2 separate regions of the Homo sapiens genome follow, and region 2 is linked to region 1. A link is an interaction called in ENCODE POLR2A ChIA-PET data of the cell type or tissue named here. Cell type or tissue: HepG2. All regions are shown on one strand.

Region 1 (4,000 bases):
GAATGCCTCACCTCCAAGCTCCTTTTTGCACCCCTAAGTCCTTGATGTCGCTGGCAGATAAGTGATAATCCTCCGAGGAGAGTGTGGGGTGAGGGTTGGCCTTCCGCCTCCTGACTGATTTATAAGGGCGGCACCTTTAATCCTCACAAACTCAGAGTGATAAAACCACATTTGCAAAATTATAACTGAAGAAATTATGACAGTGAAAGAAATCAGACCTAACCGACTCTATCTTGCTTCTAACCTTTAAGCTGTCCTTGGTCATTCCTGGATGTAGGCCGAACTAACTTTGGGAAGGAATTCAGTTCATGGTTTGACTCTGTAACAAAATTGGTAATAGACCTTTCCTAAAAAGACCCCCTTCTTGCATGGGGACCAGTCTGCCTTTGCAGGACTAACAAACTGGCTACAAGATTAGAAATTACAGTTTACGGGACATGCAGCCTCTGGCTCCAAGAGCCTGAACCTCCCCAAATTGCTCCTGAGGATAAAATCACTATTGTAAAACCTAAGATCAGTGTTTGAGATATTTTGCAGACCCTGTACTCGACGGATCAGCATACATCACCCAGACTGGTAATCTGGCCCAACCAGTTCTGCCGTCGCACCCAGGAACAGAAGACATTAAGAAAACCTCATTTCAACCCCCTAGGATTCCATCTCCAACCTGACCAATCAGCACTCCCCACTTCCCAAGACCCTGCCCACCAAATTATCTTTAAAAACTCTGATCCCCAAGCCGGGCACGGTGGCTCACACCTGTAATCCCAGCACTCTGGGAGGCCTAGGTGGGCAGATCACTTGAGGTCAGGAGTTCGAGACCAGCCTGGCCAACATGGTGAAACCCCGTATCTACTAAAAATACAAAAATTAGCTGGGTGTGGTGGCGTGTGCCTGTAATCCCAGCTACTAGGGAGGCTGAGGCAGGAGAATCGCTTGAACCTGGGAGGCGGAGGTTGCAGTGAGCTGAGATTGCACCACTGGCACTCCAGCCTGGGGGACAGAGCAAGACTCCATCTCAAAAAGAATAAACCAAACAAACAAACAACAAAAACTCTGATCCCCAAATGCTCAGGGAGACTGATCTGAGTAATAATAAAACTCAGGTCTCCTGCACAGCCAGCTCTGCATGAATTACTCTTTCTCCATGCAATTCCCGTCTTGATAAATCACCTCTGTCTACACAGCAGGCAAGGTATACTCAATGGGCCATTACAGTGAGGTAGATTTTCTTTTTCTTCTTTTCTTTTCATTTTTCTTTTCTTTTCTGTTCTTTCTTTTCTTTTCCTCTTTTCTTTTTCTTTCTTTTCTTTTTTTGATAGGGTCTCACATTGTTGCCCAGGCTGGAGTACAGTGATGCAATCATAGCTCACTGCAGCTTCCACCTCCCCAGCTCAAGCGATCCTCCTGCCTCAGCCTCCTGAGTAACTGGGACTACAGGTCCATGCCACCACACCCAGCTCATTTTTGCATTTTTTGTAGAGAGGGTTTTGCCATGTTCCCCAGGCTGGTCTCAAACTCCTGCGATCCTCCTGCCTCAGCCTCCCAAAGTGTTGGGACTGCAGGTGTGAGTCACCATGCCCGGCCAGATATTCTTTCTTTTTTTTTTTTCTTCAGATGAATAACTATGACTCAGAGAAGGTAAGTTATTTGCTCAAGGTCACACAGCCAATAAGGAACAGAGCTAGAGTTAAAACCCACGTCTGTCGGAGTCCAAAACCTGTGCCCTTCATTAGGGGCTTCTTCCCCTTTAGGAAACACCACCTATCCAGGCTGGCATTCCAAGCAGAGGGTTTCCTCTTCAAAGTAACTTTCTAGCTATAAAATAGAAAGGGTACCAGCCAGGAGAGGGCTGAGGCCAAAGTTGGAAGCCCTTCCTTCATATCCTGTCAACCCTGCCCACTCTCGTCCTGTGAGTCCTGGTTTCGTGCCCTTTGTATGCACAGAGAAATTTTCATGTGGTTATAGCCAGACCCTGTATTTTCCATATAATACTTGGTCTGTATAATCACCTCTGGCTTGAGTGCATTTTACTAAGAATGGTTTTTAGGGCTTGGTTTAAAAATCTGCATCTCCTTTAGTACTTAAAATCCTCAGGTGGTGGGCAGGGTGGATCTGAGTCAGACTGGAAGTCCAAAAGCAGCAGAGAAGCCCTAGGGAGCTAGCAGGAAGTGCTCTGGAGTTTCCTGGTGTTCCCCACCCCTGCTGCCTGCCCGGGCTAAGGCCACCTTTTCTCCTGGCTTTTAGTGGTCTCCCCTCTGCCTCAGCCAGCTCTTCAGGCAGCAGTCAGGCACTCATTCTAAACTGATTCTGCACTCCCCTCAGCAGAACCCTTCAATGGCTACTTGTTTTTCTCAGGATAAAGTCCAAACTCTGTGCTATGGCTCAAAGGTCCTTCATGATTTGGTCCCTCCCTACCCCACTGGCCTTGGCTTCTGGCATCTCACTCAGCTGCCACCATGCTGAATTTCATGCAGCTCTCTTGAACAAGCTGCAAATCTTCCAAGAGCCTCAAGCTGTGCTGTCTCCTCAGCCTAACTATTGTTCCCCCATTTCTTTCCACCTGGCCAATGCCTCTTTATCTGACCTCATTATATCTCACCTTAGACTCCACTAGCTCTGGGAACCCTTTCCTGACCTTCCCAAGACTAGAGTAAGGCCCTTGCCACTGGCTTCTGTCCTCACCCCAGAGTCAACAGAATCCCAGCAATTATTACAAGATACTGGAGTGATCTGTTTCCCTTCCCAAGTAGCCTGTGGCTGCACTGAGATAATGGACTGTATCTTCTTCCTCTTTATATTTTCTGAATTTATTGAGAGCAAGGACTCAAAATATGTTCCCTGCATGAATAAACGGAAGAATGAATAAAATTCTGTGGCTATGCCAGTGAAAGTACTGTGACCGTATTTCATAAACATTAGCTCTGTCAGGTGACTTCGTACCAAGGAACCTAAACACAAAGTAAGTGATATTCAGACAATCTGGGAAACAGTGCATGCAGCAACCTCAGGTATAAAGTTTCACTGAATTGAAAAATGGAAACCCTCTCAAATAGTGGCCTCTTTATAACAGCAAGAAAGGCACCAAGGAACATGGGATTAAAATTAGGAAGAAATAAAAAATAGAAAGAAACAATTAGCCTTTTAACCTGAGGAGTGAATTCCCTAAGTGGGAAAAGATACATTTTCTTCTGTTTTCTTTTTGACCACAGATAGAGAGATTGCTCAGGTAACAGAAAAATGAATTATGTGTTAATCCTAATCCCGAATGGCCTCCAGGGGAGGGCGAGTTGTCACAGCTAGAGCACCTATGTTTTCTGATGGGTATGGGAATACAGTCAGCCCTCCGTATCTGCAGGTTCCCATTCAACCAACCTTGGATCAAAACTATTTAAGTAAATAAATAAATAAAAAATAATAATACAGACTGGGCACCATGGCTCATGCCTATAATCTCAGCACTTTAGAAGGCAGAGGCGGGAGGATCACTTGAGCCCAGGAGTTTGAGATCCTATCACTACAAAGAAATTTAAAAATTAGCCAGGTATGATGTCACGTGCCTGTGTTCACCATGTTGGCCAGCTACTTGGGAGGCTGAAGTGAGAGGATTTCTTGAGCTCGGGAGATTGAGGCTGCAGTAAGCCATGACTGCACCACTGCATTCCAGCCTGGGTGACAGAGTGAGGCTGTCAGAAAAACAAAAAATAAAATAATGCAACAATAAAAATAGTACCAAGTAAAAATACAATATAACAAAACTATTTACACAGCATTTACATTGTATCAGGTATTATAAGTAATCTAGAGATGACTTAAAAGTATATGGGAGGATATACCTAGGCTAAATGCAAATACTATGCCATTTTATAAAAGGAACTGGAGCACTCTTGGATTTTGGTATCTGAGAGGGTGCTGGAACCAACTGGGTGCCAAGGGATCACCATACCATGTCACTTAACAATGTGGGTACATTCTGAGAAATGTATCCCTAGGTGATTTA
Region 2 (4,000 bases), 63 kb after region 1:
CTAAAAACCATAGGTTCCATTACAATAGAGATAATGATATTGCAGAACAGTGGCCATGTCTGCCCCACCCTTAGTCAGACCTTAGACCTTGTCAGTCCACCCACAGAGGATCCTTGATGCGTTTCTCGGGAGCACGGCACTTCATCTTAGGGAAATTGATCTCTTTCCCAGAGTCTCTACAAGGATGTGTTGGCTCTGAATCCTCACATATTTTGGATCAAAATTCATTTCATTCAGCAGTCATCCTCCGTGGTTTTGTTTTATAACTTTTCTCCTGTTTATTGAAAGTAGAAGTTTCTTTTTTATTTTTTTGCTCTTGGCTTTCAGTTGGTTTCAAGAGTTGGAAGTGAATTCAAAATTCCCCTTTCCCACTATCTTTGCCTCGAATTTGCCAGAATAAATATTCTTGTGTTTTCTTTTTTCTTTTCTTTCTTTTTTTTTGGAACAAATTCTCACTCTGTCACCCAGACCGGAATGCAGTGGCACAGTCACAGCTCACTGCAGCCTCTACCTTCCAGGCTCAATCAATCCACCTGTCTCAGCCTCCCAAGTAGCTGGGGCTATAGGTGCACAACACTATGCCTGGCCAGTTTTTAAACTTTTTGTAGAGATGGAGCCCCACTATGTTGCCCAGGCTGGTCTCCAACTACAAGGCTTAAGCAATCTACCTACCTTGGCCTTCCGAAGTGCTGAGATTACAGGTGTGACCCATTGTTCCTAGCCCATGTTTTCTTCTAAACACAGCTTTGTAACCCTTCTGGGATTTCCCATACTTTCTGCACCTAATTTTTTGTGTTGTTTTGTTTTGGTTTTTTTGAGACAGAGTCTTGCTCTGTTGCTCAGGTTGAAGTGCAATGGCACAATCTGGGCTCACTGCAACCTCCGCCTCCCAGGTTCAAGTGATTCTCGTGCCTCAGCCTCCGGATTAGCTGGGACTACAGGCGTGTGCCATCATACCTGGCTAATTTTGTACTTTCAGTAGAGACAGGGATTTCACCATGTTGGCTAGGCTGGTCTCAAACTCCTGGCCTCAAGTGACCCATCCCCCTTGGCCTCCCAAAGTGCTGGGATTACAGACATGAGCCACCGCGCTTGGCATCCAGTGCTGGATTTTCAGTGTTCTCTGCAAACATCTTGCTCCTCCTCTCCAAATAAATTCCCCTTAGAACTCACCACCCCCACATCCCCACCACACACTGCTTCAGTCATGTCTCACATTTCAATAAAAGTTCTGTATAAACTGTAGAGTGCTATGTATATGTTCATTGTATTTATTAAATTCTTATTGGCTTGGCTAGAATAATTTCCCCATTTGCCAATTTTGTAGGGACCACAAATGCAACCCATTTGAATCTGAATGCAGTGTCTCTTCACCCATAGTTGCTCCTCTTGGGAAATGGCACCACCTGTTGCCCAAGTCAAAAACACAGGAGCCATTCTAAATTCTTCCTTCTCACTCACTTCCCATGATTACTCATTCACTAAGCCCTCTCCGTTTTCTGTGTTGATCCTCATAGCTGACCCTTGCTTTCCCCATCTCCTGCCACGGCCTCGGTTCTGCTCTCACTCATCCTTGCCTAGATCTTGGTAACTGCCTCCCATCATCTATCTTCCTGCCAGGATTTGACCCCCTTCCACTGCACACATCATGCAGTCGCCACCATGATCTTTCTTCAATGCAAACCACCTCTTGTCTATTGCTCACCCCTTCCTTCCACTGTTTAGATCCTTTATCGCTTCTCCTTTCTGCTCAGTTAAGCCCACACTTCCTCACATGGCAAAGACCTGCCAGGCCCTGATGTTTCCTGCCTTCCCAGCATTACATGCCCTGCTCCTCTCCAGCACCCCTCCCGCCTCCTAGTTATACCTAACAAATTGCAGTCTTCAAAAGCCTCTGAGTTTTTGAACATCTCCTCTCCCTCCAATTAGAAGTTAGCTGACTCCTATTTGTGTTTTAGAATAAATCCAGGCATCATTTTCTCTAAACCTTTCCCATCATTTGCCCTGTGTCTGATTTTAGTGTCCTTCCCTTGTATTTCCATAGAACTCGGCACATATTTCTCTACAAACATTACATTGTGCCATAATTTTTGGCTTGTGACTTCCTTGATTAAAATATAAGGTCCTTAAGGGCAGGGACCACATCTTATTTGTTTCTGGATTCCCAGTCCCTACTCTGTAGCTGGCATATAACAGGTATTCATGTTGAAAAGCAGTAACAAAGAATAAACAGTCTCCTCTGCATTTATATTTTGTTGACTTTTTAGAACAGGGCAGGAAATGACTACATGGAGTTCCAGAAACCTCGGCTCTTCCATGTGCCCCCACTAACTCTCCTTCCAACAGGGCAGTCGTTGGTTCAGTGACATATTGACTCAGACTGCCCTCTAGCCAATGGCAGCCACGCATGCATGGACTCTGAATCTATTCTGTGTACCAGTGTTGCCTAATTTGCAAATAGCCTGTACCTGTGTAATCCTCTTTGTCGGGAGTGAAGTGGTTCTCCCTGCTTTTGAAAAAAGCTAATGTGATGTATGTTTACTGATATGACATCAATGAGGATAACAGGGTATCAAGCAGGAGGTTAACTGGAAAAGAGGAGCCTGGCTCTAAATGATCTGGTCACTTGGGATGGAGGGATTGCCACATATCAGACTTTGAGTAGCTCTATTAACAGGGTTAGTAATGGCTATGGGCCAACATGTAGCGGGGCAACTATATTTCATTGATTCTAAGGCACTCCTTCTTTCACATTTTTATGTCTCTGAAACTGGAGTGTGTCTTAAAACAGATGACATCTTAAATTCAGAGAAAAATAGAAGTCCAACATGTCAATAGTATGCCAGAAAAATATAACAAATTTTAATTGACTGAATAGTGACTAAGCCTGGAATTTCACAAACTGAACTAAACAGAATGGCTTATAAAGAATTATAAATAATGTCTAAAAACTTGAATTTGCATATGAGCCCCTCCTAATTTCCGGGGAAAATACTGTACATATATTATCATTAATCTCCAACCTCCTAGCCTTGGAAGATAGGTGTTATTAGTAATAATCTTTACTGAGATATAATTCACATGCTATAAAATTCACCCATTTAAAGGTACAGTTCAGTGGTTTTTAGAATATAGAGAATTGTGCAATCATTATTGCAGTCTAATTTTAGAATATTTTTATCATTTCCCAGGAAAATTCTGTATCCATTTGCAGTCACTTTCTAGCCCTAGGCACCCATTAATTCATTGTCTCTAAGGAATTGCTTATTCTGGATATTTTATGTACATGGAATTGCACAAATGCAGCTCACTGCAACCTCAACCTCCTGAGCTCAAATGATCCTCCTGCCTCAGCCTCCCAAAGTGCTGGGATTACCAGCATGAGCCACCATGCCAGGCTAGAATCATGCTTTCAAGGTTTATCTGTGTTGTAGGTTCATGCATCAGTACTACATTCCTTTTCTTGGCGAATGATATTCCACTATATCAATGTACCACATTTTATCCATTCTTCAGTTAATGGACATTTGGGTTTTTTCCATTTTTTGGTTATTATAAATAATGCCACTATGAACAATCTGTGCAAGTTTTTGTATGAACTTTGACTGCTGAGACCAGCTCAGTAGGGGAGACCCTAACCCAGCAGCGCTAGAGGAATTAAAGACACACACAGAAATATAGAGGTGTAAAGTGGGAAATCAGAGGTTTCACAGCCTTCAGAGCTGAGAGCCCTGAACAGAGATTTACCCACGTATTTATTAACAGCAAGCCAGTCATTAGCATTGTTTCTATAGATATTTGATTAACTAAAAGTATCCCTTATGGGAAATGAAGGGATGGGCTGAAATAAAGGGATGGGTTTGGCTAGTTATCTGCAGCAGGAGCATGTCCTTAAGGCACAGATCCCTCATGCTATTGTTTGTGGTTTAAGAAAGACTTTAAGGAGTTTTCCACCTTGGGCGGGCCAGGTGTTCCTTGCCCTCATTCTGGTAAAACCACA

The links. ChIA-PET counts read pairs that join two places held together with the same protein. Peaks named below come from ENCODE experiments on the same cell type or tissue, not always from the same donor. Only the 100,000 strongest peaks of a DNase experiment are listed, where the experiment ranks them.
Region 2: POLR2A ChIA-PET joins it to region 1 with 7 read pairs; 5 of 35 experiments call an interaction of 5 or more read pairs at or near these places.

The regions. Positions count from the first base shown.
Region 1 is chr10:100,036,488-100,040,487 of GRCh38, forward strand. No RefSeq gene overlaps it. Among named protein-coding and RNA genes, the nearest start is that of DNMBP, 29 kb to the left of the region's middle. In HepG2, no CTCF peak of the experiment used is centred here; a DNase peak (open chromatin) is centred at 2,364.
Region 2 is chr10:100,099,328-100,103,327 of GRCh38, forward strand. No RefSeq gene overlaps it. Among named protein-coding and RNA genes, the nearest start is that of CPN1, 19 kb to the left of the region's middle. In HepG2, a CTCF peak has its summit at 1,412 (motif pointing left); DNase peaks (open chromatin) are centred at 1,434 and 2,474; H3K4me3 peaks cover 853 bases.